Linked DNA regions of Homo sapiens: region 1 is linked to region 2. Evidence: chromatin loops called from intact Hi-C (ENCODE). Cell type or tissue: mammary epithelial cell. All regions are shown on one strand. Links, peaks and the distances in the headings refer to the core of each region. The heading gives the core; the rest is flanking DNA.

What was found. Hi-C counts contacts between places; a loop is a spot of excess contacts. Peaks named below come from ENCODE experiments on the same cell type or tissue, not always from the same donor. Only the 100,000 strongest peaks of a DNase experiment are listed, where the experiment ranks them.
Region 1: it touches region 2 in a loop (12-fold over the local background); 27 of 110 quality-filtered maps call a loop at or near these places.

Annotation. Positions count from the first base shown.
Region 1 is chr1:210,395,821-210,404,159 of GRCh38, forward strand. HHAT (hedgehog acyltransferase) reads left to right here. Exons shown (of 12, transcript NM_018194.6): 5 at 4,648-4,842. Among named protein-coding and RNA genes, the nearest start is that of HHAT, 71 kb to the left of the region's middle. In mammary epithelial cell, for the core only: a CTCF peak has its summit at 4,966; DNase peaks (open chromatin) are centred at 3,811, 4,431 and 4,951.
Region 2 is chr1:210,306,868-210,315,206 of GRCh38, forward strand. It overlaps LOC124904502 (a long non-coding RNA gene), which reads left to right and starts at 4,354. Exons shown (of 2, transcript XR_007066865.1): 1 at 4,354-4,539; 2 at 5,051-5,347. RefSeq lists an enhancer at 4,214-5,413 and a silencer at 4,443-4,502. In mammary epithelial cell, for the core only: a CTCF peak has its summit at 4,423 (motif pointing left); a DNase peak (open chromatin) is centred at 4,464; H3K4me3 peaks cover 521 bases.

The DNA of each region.
Region 1 (8,339 bases), core at 264-8,263, 89 kb after region 2:
AGACTTGGGAAAGCATATCCATCTACCCAGCTATCCATCCATGCAACTATTCTCTCCATCCTTCCATCCAATAGTTATGAAACACGTGATATATGCTAGGCACTGTGCTAGATTCTGGGCTTACATTACTGTAATCTAAACAAGGCAGGAGTTTAGCCTATTAAGGAGACTATCAAGTAGAGTCAGACCCCATTTTGAGAGTGGTTCAGTGTAGACTCAGGGAGCAGAGGGGAAGGATGCCTGCTTAAGTCAACCAGGGTTAGTAAGATCTATGTCTCATCAAAAAGGCCATAGCGTTCAGTCTGGCTTTGTCTCCACTGCTGTAAAAATAGAGTATACTTTCTTATTTTTCATCAGCCTTTTAAACACTTCCCCTCTTCCCCGGCTTTCTGTTTCATCTCCTATTAGAAATGGAAGAACCTGGAATAAAGACCATTGAGTGAGGGTCAGAGTAGTTCCGGTGGGGCTGTCATCCTGTGCTCCAGCAAGCTCATCTCAAGCTTCAGGTCACTCATGCTTTGATACCTTTTAAAAGAGCATGATAAATTCAAATTAAAACCACAACGAGATGTCATTACACACTTACCAGAATGGCTCAGATAGAACATAGTAACAGCACCAAATGCTGGCAAGGATGTGAATAAACTGGATCACACATGCATTGCTGGCAGGAAAGTATAATGCTACAGCCATGCTGAAAAACTGTTTTATAGTTTATTATAGAACTAAATATGCAACTACCTTGCACCCCAGCAAGTGTGATCTTGGGCATTTATCCCAGAGAAATGAAAACTTATTTTTACACAAAAATCTATGCATGTGTGTTTGCATAAGTTTTATTTGTAATAGCCCCACATTGCAAACAGCCTAGATAGCCTCCAGTAGGTTAATGGCTAACAAGCTGTGGTATATCCACATCATGGAACACTACTCAGCAATGAAAAGGAGCAAACCATTGATACAGCAACTTGGATGAATCTGCAGGAAATTACGCTGAGTGAAAAAAGCCAATCTTTGAAATGGAGAAGAGGTTACTGGTTGTCAGGATTAGGGATGGGGGTGATCAGAGGAGTGGGAAGGAGGTAAATGAGGTATAAAATGGCAACACAAGGAATCCTTGTGGTGATGGAGCTGTTCTGCATTTTTACCATGGTAGATACCAAACCTATACATGTGATAAAATTGTATAGAACTAAACACACACATAAATTAATAGAAGTGAAACTAGAGAAATCTGAATAAGTTTGGTGCATTGCAGCAACATCAATATCCTGGTTATGATATTTGTGGTTTTAAAAAATGTGCCATAGGAAGAAACTGGGTAAAGTATACAAGGGATGTCTCTTGTATGTATATGTGAATACAACTATCTCAAAAATCTGAGAAAGAACATTACATAAAAGTTGTATGCAACTGGAATCTGTAAATCAGAAACATCACAATCCAACATTGAGGCCATGTTTTACCTATACACTTTATGTGATCAATGTGATTCTTTGTCTTCTTTCAAGTAACAAGTAATTCCCAATCATCTTCATAATTTGAACCTTGTAATTTAAATGAATTGGGCTATTTTGGTGTTTAGGTGGGTTTTTAAACTTGAGTTTGACGTACAGTATGTGTGTGACCAAATCTTGTATGTCTGCTCTTATTACCCTGAGAACTTGGGGAAAAAAATCTGAAAGCCTTTCTAGTGATGAGTCAGAAGTGTTGTTTTGGAACAAAATGCAACACAATTTTTTTTTTTTTTGAAAAGTTAAAAAAATTCTGGCCTGGTTGATGTCAGAAGCTTAATACTGATAGTTAAGCATTTTTACTTAAGAGAGAAAAAAGGTTGATAAATACATAAGCACATTTGGAGTAGAGATGGATGGGACAGGGCTATCTTTAGGCCTTTGCTGATGAAACTGGCCTTTGAAATGCTTAGAAAAAGCTCTTCTGCTGCCCAAAGAAGCAGGCCGTCCATGCTGCTGCCCACCCTGCTGGGCCATGTCACCCTTTTATCCTAGAACCCTCTTCATAGTGCTTGAGATCTAGGTATGTGCATGGGAGGGATCGTGGTTGGGCAGCTGTGCCCTAAGGGCTACCTCTATAATGGGGACTGCCCTGCCATGATGCCAGTTGGATTGCAAGACATGGGAGGCTGATTCTGCTCTAGCAGGATTTTATTTACTTGTTTGTTTGTTACTTATTTTGAGATGGAATTTTACTCTTGTCTCCCAGGCTGGAGCGCAATGGCGCGATCTTGGCTCACTGTAACCTCTGCCTCCCAGGTTCAAGCGATTCTCCTCTTGCAGTATTTTAATGGTGTTTTGGGGATAGGATTCATTCCAATAGCATTTTTATAGACAAAGTATGAAAATCAACATTTTAGTGGGATTCTAATATATACAACAGTTTCGTGTAGGTGATTCTTTTTGCATTATTCACATCTTTTCATTGCCTGTGCATCATGAATGTATATAGTAGAGTTGCTTGTACTTGGGGAGAATCAATGGGTAATATTAAGATGGGTAGAGAACATGAGGCTCATGTGAGAGCGTGTCCTGTGATGTCTTAGAACAGTATTAAGTGTCGTCTGCCTGTACTGTTTGGCAGTAGGGAAACAGTGGGGGATGAATATGGGACAAATTTTTCTGCCCCAAGGTGGCTTTGGAGACCACTGTTAAATTCATCATAGTCTCTCAAGTAAATGGGGTTTACACAGCACTATCAAGTATTTCCTGAAGCTTCTTTCAGCATTTTCCAAGTTGAAGCAGCTTCAGTCTGTGGTAAGTTCCCAAACGAATCCCAGCAAACAGGCTTTTTCCAAAGGGATCAAATAGCACTTAATAAAAACATAACTGTGTCTATGTATGTAGCCACACATGCACAAAAAAGAATTCCATTGGTAAATGCTGTAGGTCATGTTGGAAAAGAAGCCCCTTTTTTTCATTTGTTAAAACTACCTCTTAAAATAGTCTTTGGCCATGTATTCCTTATAATTGGACTCTGCCCAGAGGTGAGGGTTTGAAGCAAATTTATGTGGCTGTTTTCTGTGGGTAGTAGGATGGAAAAATAGTAAAAATGAACTTCACATTTCTCTGGTTTTCTTGGAACTTAAAAATGGCTGATCTAGTCTCATATTTAAAATGTTCTCTTGAGCTAGAGTATAGGTTTGGGAAAGAATGGTAGGTAGGCAATATTTTGAAAGAGTTAGCATCAAAGCACGGGATTTGCAATTTACACTCCACACCTGTCTTGCCCTGAAAAAAGTCTTTGTTTCCACAAGACGACCTAAGTTCAGGCACTTATCACTTTTCAATTCGGTGGTTCCTGGGATCCACATTTTAAAATGCATGCCCGTGAGACATCACATTTCCCTATGGGAATAACAACTGTATTTGTAGAGTCCTTCCTGTGTATCCACCCCATGAAGGAGATATTGTTATTATTCCAGTTTTGTTTTGTTTTTGAGATGGAGTCTTGCTCTGTTGCCCAGGCTGGAGTGCAATGGTGCGATCTCGGCTCACAGCAACCTCTGCCTCCCGAGTTCCAGGGATTCTCCTGCCTCAGCCTCCCGGGTAGTTGGGATTACAGTCACCTACCATACCTGGCTAATTTTTGTATTTTTAGTAGAGATGGGGTTTTGCCATGTTGGTCAGGCTGGTCTTGAACTCCTGACCTCAGGTGATGCACCTGCCTCGGCCTCCCAAAGTGCTGGGATATCCCAGTTTTATATATGAAGAAATGAATCCACAGAGATGGAGTCATTTGCCTCAGGTCACACAGGTAGTTATGAGACACCAGCATTTGAATTTAGGCAGTTAGACTTCAAAGCTTGAATCATTAAACCACAATGATACCTTGCGTCTCAAAGTTAAAACATTGTGGTTTTTAAGGATTTCCCCATCAGGTCTGACCAAGGTTATATCATAAAGCAAAGACATGTTAATTCATCTACTTATTCAATGTGATAACTATAAATTAGTTGATGATTAGATAAAAATCTGTGATTCTCCTAAAATGGGAATAAATGTATCAATCAGGTAGACTATGCAAAGTCCTCAATAGCTCATAAAGCAGGTAAGATGCAATTTTTCTATGACATAAATTTGACTAATCAATATGCAAAAAATCAAAAATGCAAAAAAACCCTACATATTTAAAATCTCTGGCTTAGACTTTGGAAAGTCTTTTGTGGTTTGGATGGCCCAGTTTTCTTAATAGGTCTTCCTAGAAATGTGTACTAATACTTTCTCTCACCTTCACTTCTGAAGGATGCTGTATGTGGGATGTGGTCCAGTTGGCATTTTTCCAGCTGTCTTCTGGCTTCCATTGTGTCTGTTGAAAAGTCAATCCAATATCTTATTGTTGTGTGACCCAGGGGTCTGGGTGGCTTTGGTTGAAGGCAGGAGAGTGGTTACTTGCTTCTGGGTGGAGCTGATGGGACTCTGGGGGTTAATGTGGAAAGTCCCTCTGAATCTTGTTTGTCTGTGTTGTACCAAAATTCCCAGGGCAGTGATAAGAGTTTCTTTATTGGGTAATTAAACGTGATCCTCTTACATGTAGAACCTTCAATATCACTTCCATGAGCTCACTTCTGTTTATTTTCCTCCCTCCCCTCTTCCTCCCTGTCTCTCTCTGGATGGGCCCCACCATTTGCAGCACAGACCCTGGATTCTCATGCTCTATGGGATGTGGGCCTGCTGGTGTGTGCTGGGGACCCCTGGTGTGGCTATGGTTTTGCTCCATACCACCATCTCTTTCTGCGTGGCCCAGTTCCGGTCTCAGCTCCTGACGTGGCTCTGTTCTCTCCTCCTCCTCTCCACACTGAGGCTGCAGGGTGTGGAAGAAGTTAAGGTAAGTGTTTTCCTGTTACCATTGGGAATCCAGAGAAGGCCCCTTTGGCTTTGCCTTGATCCCAGTAGACACCTTGGTTTTCAGACAAGAGATGATTGTAGAACTGTGATGGGGCTCCCCATAGTGGCCGTACAGGGTTGCTACAAGTGAACCCTAGTGGTGCATTCTGCAATCCTATCATTCCTGGCTGTGTTTTAGCCCTGTGAGATTGCCCAGGGCTGGCCCTGTACCATCTCTCCCAGTTTAGGTGGGCATGTGGGGTGCCAGATGTCACAGGGCCAGAGGGTCAGGAACAAAGAGAGAAGAAACAAACAGATGATTTACTAAAAAACATCTGGAGAGTGCCCTACAATTTATAGGGAATGCACACATCACTCAACTCATCTGATGGCCACAATGGCCCTGTGGTGGTAAGTCAGGTCTTTTTCTTCTTCCTAGTTGATGGAACAGATTTATTTATTCATTTGTAGAGACGGAGTCTTGCTCTGTCACCCAGGGCTGAAGTGCAGTGGTGCGATCTTGGTTCACTGCAACCTCCGCCTCCTGGGTTCAAGCGATTCTCGTGCCTCAGTCAACCGAGTGGGTGGGATATAGGTACCTGCCACCATACCCAGTTAATTTTTGTATTTTTAGTAGAGATGGGGTTTCACCATGTTGGCCGGGCTGGCCTCAAACTCCTGGCTTCATGTGATCTGCCCACCTTGGCCTCCCCAAAGTGCTGGGATTACAGGTATAAGCCATTGTGCCCGGCCAGGAACATATTTATTATCTACTCATGTGACCCAGTGGAAGCTCTTTCAATTTAGGTAGTGAAAACAAAGTGTTTAGCCCCGAAGGGCACAGACCAAGCTTTCATTTCTGTAAACCCAGAGGCATTTTGACAGACTCAACCACCTATCCATTGTTGGTGCTAATAGAGGAGGACACTGGGCTCAAACCTCACTTCTTTAGGGCTTTTGTTTGCATTAGTAAAATCTTATTTTATAGGCACTTACCTTTTAGCTTTATTTTTTTTCTCAGTCACAATAACAGTGCATTTTTACTTTATGAGTGCACATCAGACTTGACCCAGAGAATTGGTGGATGACAGACAGACTGCCTTCTGAGTTGAGTTTCCTGTGCCTTGCTGAGGCGATTGCACCTATCAGCAAATTCTTCTTGTACTACATTTTCTGATTTCTGTTGTGTGTTCTCTGATCATCTCCTGGGCAGTGGCTAGCATCCCCTGGACGGCTCTGGACTATCTGTTTCTGTCTTTGGTAACTGGAGTGACCTAGCCCTGCTTATGCAATTGAAGCTTAGGCCCCTCAGCCTATCTCAGGCCCACTCAGGCTGTGTGAGGTTCCTTCTCTCACTTGTCTGTTGAATACACCCTTTACATGTTCAAGTTGGAGCTGCCAAGGTCTGTGGCTGCAGGGGAGTAAAGGCAGAGTCTGTGTGGAACTCTCAACCATCCAGAAGTGGGAGCTTTCTTTTAAGGAGAAATGCATGGCAAGAACACAAGTCCAAGGCCCCAGCTCCAGGGTCTGGTTCTGGGCACTCAGCTTCAGAGCCCTTCACTTTTGGGGCCAGTTGACTCTGAGAACAGCCAGCCTGAGAGTTGCGCAGCTTGGAAAACATCAGGGGTCATATGCCCAGGGCAGGACCATTGATGTTTCCCACCTTCATCGACCTTCTCCTTCCTAGCCCGGTTCCCAAACACTGCCCAACTGGCAGGAGCTGTTTTTTTGAGTCAGGCCAATCTGCTTACCTTTCCCTTTACACATTTACGTATGTTTATGCTGTCTCTTGGAACCAACCTTCTCATCATCCCTGTCCACCGGATTCTCTTTCAAAGTACAGCTTAGACCTCAGTCTCTAAAGGTAAGAAATAAAAGAGGGCCACAGAAAAACAGATCAGTTAGTGTCCGATACTGCTCTGAGAGCTGCTGGCTCTTACAAACTGGTAAACAATAAAACAGTAGCATGTAAGTGACCAGGTGTCACCTAGAGCTTTGGGGACACTGCACACACCTATCCCTTCCTCTAACCCCCTAGGATCTCCATAGGCACATTCAAAATCTTGGGCAGTGTTGGGTATTCTTTCTTCAATCACTGTGGGACTGGAACTCCTGTGGTATCTTTTTATTCATTCATTCAGTCACTCATTCATTGATCCAGGTGACAACACTTAGCATTCATGTGCCCTGCATCAACACAGTGATGGGAAGGAACATGATGGGAAATGTGAGATGGATGACCTGGTTCCTAGTCTATTCTATTCCCCATCTCTTCCTACTCTGAAGCTGGAGCAGTCATTTAACCTCTGAGCCTCAATCTCATCATTTGGAAAACAGAAGTAATAAATCCTCTTCCTTCCTCATGGGATTGTTCTGAGAGTCAAACGGGATAATCTATGTTAAGTGATTTTGTGAAAATTGTAGCATTTTGAAAGTTCAAGTATTTTTTGCTGTTTTTAGTCTACCTTCATTTTTCTCACTCTCATTAATGATGTGGGGCTAGCATTTTAAGCACGTATGTCAAAATCTGGACTTATGAGAGTATATCAGATAATCACTCCGTTTTAATGAAGATACTTCCCAGAATGATTAGGCAACCATTTAGGCAAGTGTGCTTAAAAACAGATTTACAGTAAAAATAAAAACAAGCTCATACCTAACCTTTTGGGGACCTGGCAAGTGTACAAACAGAATCTAATTCCATTTATCATTTATTTGGGGACAATTAGCATCAGTTATAGATGTTGGAGGTGAATAAATGTTCATTTGTTCTGCAAATTTTACAGTGATTTGAAAAACACTGAGGAAGGAGATCATGTGATTAGAAACTAGCTGGGTTTCCATGCTTTTGCACATGTGGTTCTCCTGATATGATTATCCTCTTTTCCCTTGGTGGCTGCTAAAGTCTTGTACAAGAAGTAGAAACTCTGTTCAGTGGTTGGTTTTTCTGTGTACAGCTTTAAGAGACCCTGATGGATCAAGTTAATTACTTTCTCCTTTGACCCAAGTTCTATTTCTCGTATGTATTTCCATAAATAGTTTTTCTCACTAAATGTATTTTTGGAAAACATGGAAAATGTAGAAAAATATAGAAATTAGAAAATACTTCATAATTTTACTCCCCGATATTAACATTTTATTGTATTTCCTTCTCATTTTTTGTTCCATGCATATTTTTGCACAGGTTATTTCTTGTTTCATGCTCTATTGTAATTGCATTTTTACACATCTACGTCCTGTATGAGAATTTAACATATTGAGGGCAGGGACTTTTTTTTTTTTTTTTTAAATATTTGTCTGTAAAGCTTATTAGACAAATGCTACTCAACTAAATGTAGAGCCAAACTGATAACAAAAGAGGAAAACGAAAAATACATTGAAGACAGAAATCCCATGGGACATTTTAAGCCCCTCTTTGTTATCTGAATTGTTGAAGAAGCTGTCAAAGTATCCACTGGATGTAGCTAATCTGCACCTTATGCCCTGGATGTATCTGAT
Region 2 (8,339 bases), core at 73-8,072:
GAGGCTGAAATGGGTGAATCTCTTGAGTCTAGGAGTTTGAGACCAGCCTGGGTAACATGGCAAAACCTCATCTCTACAAAAAATACAAAATTAAAAAAAATAGTAATAACCCAAGTTTTATTGACTCTTCTTACCGCATGCTCAACTAGGACCTTCTATTTGTTTCAACAAAGTTCTATCCAGACTTCATTGAGGATGTCTCACATGTCCTTATGAATGGTGACCATGTTATTATAGTCAACGCACAGATTCCTCTAGGCTCGTCCCTCTTCTTTGGCCTCAGCCCCATCCAAGTTTGCTGTCCACAAAACCTCTTGAGATGACTCTCCATTGCCCTAGCTTCTGGCCACCACAATCAGAATTTCAACATCCAAGCCAACTAAATCCAGAGGCCAAAGTTTCTAATCCATGAGGGCCAGAACAGCACTATGTCCTGGCCCATCTGTCTGGCAACCTGTGTCATGCGGGTCCCTCAGGAAAGTAAGAATGATACTCTTGCCTCAGGCCTCACTGAGTCCCTCACAAAGACCAATAGTATAGCTTTAGCTCACAGCCCCTTTTCTACCAGGCTCAGACATCAAACTGAGGTGCCAGGTATGGAACAAATCCCACTTTGGCCTTTCATTTTTACCTCCAACCCGATGGCCACTAAACCTCCTCCCTTCTGTTTCTACTCCATATAGCAAACCTACAAACTGACTATTCTTGTCCACCCACCAGTTTAGGTCCATTCTCTGACATGTTTAAATCTCAATTTGGGCTTAAAGTGGAATTAATTCATCAGATGACATTATTCTAAACAAGTTTGATATCAGCTGCCTTGTTTTCCTTAGGTTGACACCATTGACTTCTTTATGCCGTGGCTCTGAGCCCAGCCCTGGGGTGCCATGAGCTTAGATGGAGAGATTTGCTCAGGACATGAGACAGCTTCAGCATATGCACCAATATCTTTGGCCCTTGGAATGAATGTGTTATCCAAAGGGCAGCTACTGTCTTTAATAGATTTCCTGGAAAATTATGGAGAAAAACAAACAAACAAACCACAAAAGCTATTTCCTGATTTTTCCAGCAACTCTGACTAGTTTTGAGTAGGTTGTTTTTATTATTTCTTCCTTTGGGGAACGAATTAAAGTTGTGTGTTTATTTCTGCAACATTGAGAAACACAAAAGAAAGTCTCCCAAAAGGATGATCCTCTTTCCCATTGCAGATATTTGCCAACAACCACATGAAAAGGAAAAATATGCTTGAAGACAATGCATTATGCAACAGATTTGCCTTATAATATTACTTATAATTCCAATTCTATTTTAAATTCATTTAAGGTGTGACTCCCCACTCCCCTGCACCATCCAAAGTCATTTAAAGACCTAGGTGGGCTGGGCATGGTGGCTAATGCCTGTAATCCCAGCACTTTGGGAGGCCAAGGTGGGTGGATTGCTTGAACCCCGGAGTTTGAGACTAGCCTGGGCAACCTGGGGACAAACCCTGTCTCTATAAAAATGATAAAATTAGCCAGGTATGGCATGCACCTGTAGTATCAGCTACTCAGGAGGCTAAGGTGGATGAATTACTTGAGCCCAAGAGGTCAAGGCTTCTGCTAGCCGAGATTGCGCCACTATAATCCAGCCTGGGCAACAGAACGAGACCTTGTCTCAAAAAACAAACAAACAAACAAAAAACCAAAAAAACCTAGATGATAAATAAATAATCATACTGATAACAGCCTCTCATATTACCAGAGAGAACACGATTCTAATAAAAGCCAGTCATGACCACACTCAACATCTAGGATGGGGAAAAACTGTTGTGTTCTTTTCCCATTGGCTCTCCTTTTGGTCATATGAAGACAGCTTTAGGGCATTTGGAAGGCCCGTCTTGAGAACTTCTCAAGGCTGGTTTTAGTTAGTGGCACTTAGAGTACAACATGTTTAGATTTTTCCAAGAGGACCATCTCTAAGCAATCTTTCGCCTGCCAATAGCAACAGCATCTCATAACCATGATGTGCTACTATGCTCAAAGAATGCTTCCGTCTTCAAGGTAACAAAAGAATAGAACAAAGGCAGTTGAAGGAACTGAGACATATAAATGTATTGGTTTCCTACAGCTGCAGTAACAAAGTACCAAAAACTTGGTAGCTTAAAACAACAGAAATTTATTCTCTCACAGTTCTGGAGTCACACGTCCAAAATCAAGGTGCTAGCAGAGTTTGTTCTTTCTGGAGGCACTGAGGGGAAAGCTGTTCCGTGCTTCTCTCCTGGCTTCTAGTGGCTGCAGGAAATCCTTGGGGTTCCTTGGTTTGTAGATATATCACCCCAATCTCTGTCTTCACATTGTCTTCTTCTCCATGTGTCTTCTTCCTCCCCTCTTCTCCCCTCCCTTTCCCTCCCCTCTCCTCTTCTCCCCTCCCTTCCTCTCCTTTCCTTTCCTCTCCTTTTCACTCCTCTTCTTCTCTTCTCAAGACACTTGCCATTGGATATAGGCTGATCCTAATAAAACATAATCTCATCTCAATATCCTTAATTAATTACCTCTGCAGAGATCCTTTTTAAAAATAAGGGGATTCGAGACCAGCCTGGGCAACATGGTGAAACCCCATCTCTACAAAAAATACAAAAAATTAGCCAGGTGTGGTGGCGTGCACCTATAGTCCCAGCTACCCAGGAGGCTGTGGTGGGAGAATCACCTGAGCCTAGGAGGTTGAGGCTGCAGTGAGCCATGATTGTGCCACTGCACTCCAGCCTGGGTGATAGAGTGAGACCCTGTCTCAAACAAATAAGTAAATAAATAACATTTAAAAATAAATTTAAAAGTAAGGACATATTCACAGATTCTGTATCTTTTTTGGGAAAGGGATGGTGGCACCATTCAACCACCATAACATGTAAAGGTAAGTCAAGTAAATCCAAGTGAAAAAGGCAACAAACATGTCTATGATCCTTTAAGAAGAGATAAAATGACTGGAATTATGAACTGGGGATCAAGATATTGAGTTATATAGTCTTAGTTCTGTCAATGGTGACTCTGGGATACTGGGCAAGACCTTCTCCTTTGCAGGCCTGGTTTCTGCATTTATAAAATGAGAGGATGGATTAAATTAGTTTGAAAGTATGTTCCAGCTCTGGTGTTCCATGATTCCACATGAACACCCATTCTCCTAGTTCTCACATGTGCTTATGTGCACACATGGGTGCAAGTCATACCCCACCCTCTTGCAGATCAAGCCAGCCACCTCCCAAACCCAAATGTGATTTCCACACTGAATCTATAATCTATGCTTTCTCATGTGGGGCATCTGGGAGCTGGCTTCCATTGTGTCATGTTTGACTTGGCTGGAGAAATAAATTTGGCAGTGCTTAGAAATGCCACACCTTTATATTATGAGTTTTTCCACAATCTTCTTGGTGTCCAGGACTTGTGATCACTTTTCTTTCTTATTTTCCAATTGCGTATTTCAGCCTGTGGTCTTCAGCCTGCCCACCGCTTTTTCTGCCGCAGGAGCGGCCCCTGTCTCAGATGATTGTCCTGGCACTGGCAGATGACCTAAGTAGGTAATAAACAGATAAAGAAGAGAGACTTGGAAATTCCATGGCATCACTTCTTATGGAACTTTTGATGGTAAAATGACCACATGCTGGAAATCACACTGCAACTCTACTCCAGAAAATCTGTGTGGCATCTAATTTTGGTGGATTAACTGAGTCTTACTATCCCATGCTTCATGTGAGGGCTGTGCAAAGGAAGGGTATAGTCATGGAATCGTAGAATGACAGAGCTGGAGAAACTGTACCCTTTTTTTTCTATGTACAGTGTATATGCATTTTTCTACTTAGGTTCCATGAGGGTACAGAGTGTTGTTCACAGCTCTCTCCTCAGCACCTAGCCCAGGGTGTGGCAGGTAGTAGGAACTCGTCAAATTTCTGATTATGAATGAAAATGAATGCAAATCAGATGCAAAGAAATCTGATTCTTAGAAGAATTCAGATCTCATGCAACCTTCTCATTTCTGATTCATTTTCAGTAGCCAGAAACGTTAGTAGGCTAACACTTCAGTTTCTCTGCTAAATAACTGATGAACTAAAAAGGACTAAAAATATCAAGAGAATTCTCCTATAAGGAGGAGCTCTGCACTCCTTCCACTGTGGGCATTAAGGATAGCCCTTCAACTTACCTGCTTTGTAAATTTAGGCTTTTTTAACATTGGGTTTTCTTAAACTTCTGTCTCTGCCTCCCCATTCTCCCCACTGGGCACCTCCCCCCCCCCCCCCCCCCCCGCCACGTGCGCGCGCACGAACACACACACACACACACACACACACACACACACACACACAGTGGCGGGGGGCGGGGGGTCTCATCTCTCTTTGCCGCCAGCCTGGCACCTATGGAAACAAACAAGGTCTTGTGCAGCCACCTAGTGGTGTCTCTTCACCCCTGCAGTTCCCCATGACTTCTAAAGGAAATATCAGAGGGCACTGGGAGGCACTGAGATACTTTGAAGACAACCCACTTCTCAAGGCATCTGGGACCGCCCCCAGAGGTGAGCCAGAGGGAAAACAGGAGAGCGAGCTCAGGGCGTGCCCGGCTCCGGCCGCTGCCTCACTTCCTCGGGGGTCAGCGGCCAAAGGCAGTGGGCGTGAGGCCAGACGACCCTGCACCACCCGAAGGAAGTGATGTCATGGTCTCCTTCTCCGAGAAGCCTTTGACACGGAGGGCGGGGGCGGGGGGATAGGAATGAGTGCCAGGGTGGGACAGACAGCCCTTGTTCCGTGGGAAACGTCAGGCTTTGAGAGACTTGTTTCATAAACATGCCTTGCCTCAGTTTTGAACCCTCCATTCGAGTTCCTTTACAGAATTGTCCCTTGAGAACGATAAACTGTTGTGATCAGAACAGAAAAGGGTCAGCCAAGCAGTGATCAGAGAACAGGGGCAGGCAGAACTCAACAGCCACTGGGCAATGGGGTTTAAATGAAGAGCCATAACATTGAACGAGGCTCCTAGGAGCTCCTAAGGACTCTGGAACCTTTCCACGGGGTCTTCAACCTTCACAGGTCCCGGGGTGCTGAGCCCAAGAAAGAGATGGAAGTCAAAGACCAGCACGATCAGACACACACCTTTCTTCTCATTCCATACACCACCCTGCAGTACCACCGTGACTGCTACCATCCCGCGAGCACCTTGCCTTTGAGGATTTGACCAGTTTTCATCCGAGTAGTAATGTATCCGATGTCCACTGGCTCCTTCCTTTACCCACGGACAGTTCTGTGTAAGCCTTTCTCATCTGCCTACAACGTCTGCCTATAAATTATTAGGTTTCTCCATTTAAAATAAACGGAACTTTCCCTCAAGCCTGCGATCCATACTCACCCACACCCACACTCCTCACGGGTGTCTCCAAAGAGCAGTTTATTCTGACCACTCTGTTCTGACCCCATTCCCATCTGGCTTCTGTCCTAACCATGACGGAAATTGCACTTTTGGAGGTTGCTCACGACTTTCTAGTTGCCAAATCCAAAGGCTTCATTAATAATAACATGTCAGTTTTGATATTTTATACAGTCACAGCTCCTGGTGTTCGAAGATGTAACTTAATTTTCCTAGAACTGACCTCAAATCATTAACTCAACCTCCAATGTCTGTGGTCTTTCTAATTCAAGATAAATCCAGCCCTTTCTGTTTTTTATCTTTTGTTTTACAGAGATGGAATCTTGCTCTGTCACCCAGGCGGGAGTGCAGTGGCACGATCATAGCTCACTGTAGCCTCCTGGGCACAAAGGATCCTCCTGCCTCAGCCTCCCGAGTAGTTGGGATTACAGATGTATGCCACCACACTTGGATAATTTTTAAATTTTTTTTGTAGAGACAGGAGTCTCCCTTTGTTTCCCAGACTGCTCTCAAACTCCTCGGCTCAAGCAATCCTCCCACCTCAGCCTCCCAAGTGCTGGGGACTGCAGGTGTGAGCCACCGCACCTGGTGCCCATTCTGTTTTTATTTTGATTTTAAATTTTTATTTTCATCTAACTTGTTTTTGAAATGTACCATCAGACCCATTCTGATTTTTTTTTTTTTTTGAGACAGGCTCTTGCTCTGTCACCCATGCTAGAGTACAGTGGCTTGATCTCAGCTCACTGTAACCTCTGCCTCCTGGGCTCAAACAATTATCCCTCCTAAGCCTCCCGAGTAGCTGAGACTACAGGCGCACACCACAAAACCTGGCTAAATTTTTGTATTTTTAGTAGAGACAGGGTTTCGGCATGTTGCCCAGGCTGGTCTTGAAGTCCTGGACTCTAGCAATCCACTCACCTCAGCCTCCCAAAGTGCTGGGGTTAAAGGTGTGAGCCACCACACCCAGCCCCATTCTGTTTTAAAACAGAATTGAAACATAGTCTTTGAATAGCGAATCAGAAGTTCCCTCCCCTTATTCCCCGACATTTTTTCAGTCTCTGCAGCTGCAGGGGGCATGTGTCTGTGGGGCAGGGTTCATGCATCATGTTGGTGTGGGGAGAAAAGCAGCGTCTGGCCCATCATGACATTCTGTCTACAACAGTTTCCACTGATTGGTAACTCTTGCAACTTGGTCTCATTGTCCTGAGCCAGCACTAGTTTCTGATGGCCAAGTTTCCACTGTCACCTCCCTTTGCCTACATCCTTATAGTCCAGACTGCAGCTCCTTTGGATCCTTTTGGCTTGTCCAGGGCCTCTTCTGCGTCCCTTTTGGTGGCCATAGAAACTTTTCAGATTTTTCCCCAGCCTCGCCAAGATGCAAGGGGTTTCTGTGTGGCCACCCTGGATCATGGTTGCTCTGTTCTTCTGATGCCATTCTGGTTGTGGAAATTCTCCCAGGAACTATGATTCTCCCTGGTACATTCTGAGAGGAGAGACACATGTGTCCTCTGCTATGGAGAGTCTCTGGTGATGTACGAATTTCTTTGACTATGACTATAATAGAAAATGCATTTTACATCACGGCTGAGCACACGTACACATCACACATGAAACAACAACTTCACCAAACAACATTGCCATTACCTGGCAACAAACTCTGGGATTTCCTAGTCCATTGTATTCTCTTTCTTTTAATGCTGGTTTTATCCCGATAAACCAATTTTATGATGCAAGAGGTCTCAGCCCACAGTTTAAAAAATATTGCCTTGATAGTGGGTTTACTTGGTTCAGAGGGTGGGCTCTGGGCTCCATACCAAAACTTAGGAAGCAGCTACACACTTGTTTTGCTCTTTCTCAAAATGCACAGCTTTCAGAATCAAAGAAAGTCCTGCCTCTCAAGCTGTTGTCTCTACTATGGGTTTAAAATAAATCCATTCAGACATTCAACAGATTTTTTCTTCTCAGCTTTATCTACTTTCTGTCTGAGAACAATGTGTATGGAATATGACAGAATGATAAAGAAAAGAGTAATGGTTATAAAGAAGCACAAGGGAAAAAAACCTCAGTTAACATTCCCAAATACACCTGTAATCCCAGCACTTTGGGAGGCCGAGGTAGGTGGATCATTTGAAGTCAGGAGTTGGAGACCAACCTGGCCAGCATAGTGAAACCCCATTTCTACTAAAAATACAAAAATTAGCCGGGCATGGTAGGAGATACCTGTAATCCTGGCTACTTGGGAGGCCGAGGCATGAGAATCACTTGAACCCGGGAGGTGGAGGTTGCAGTGAACTGAGATTGCACCAGTGCACTCCAGCCTGGGCAACAGAGCAAGACTTAGTCTCAAAAAAATAAATAAATAAATAAATAAATAAATAAATAAAAAATAAAAAACCAAGCATTACATATTCTGTTGGTAATAGTAATAGTAACTAATTATGATTCAGTATGTATTATGGGCCAGGCATGATGCTTAGCATTTCATGTTTATTATTTCAGTTAATCCTTATACCATCCCTATGATATGGTACAAATAGTATCCCCATTTTATAAAAAGGAAGTTAAGGCTAACCTAAATTTGACTGTTTCTCTGCCCTTTACATTCAGAGACCATTTCTCATGTCTGTTAGTTTTTGTTCTAGCCCTACCTCTATAAAATTAGGGATGAAAACTAGACCATCTCTCTCAGCTCAGAAAGAGTCCAGCAACCTTTCAAAGGCAAAGCTGCTTTCCACTAAGTTGGAAAAGTGATGGTCTTGCTGCACAGGCCTGCAGCTTGAACTGCACCCATCCCTCCTGCTGCTCTTAGCCTTTCTCCATCTAGGGCTTTCTACGGCCTAAAACTCAAGATCATCTTCTTCCAACCAGAAGGGATTAGGAGTCCTTCCTTCTTATTAGCAACCTGCAGATCCTCATAGGAAATGACCACGGTAACTTCCCTTTATCTTTTCTAAA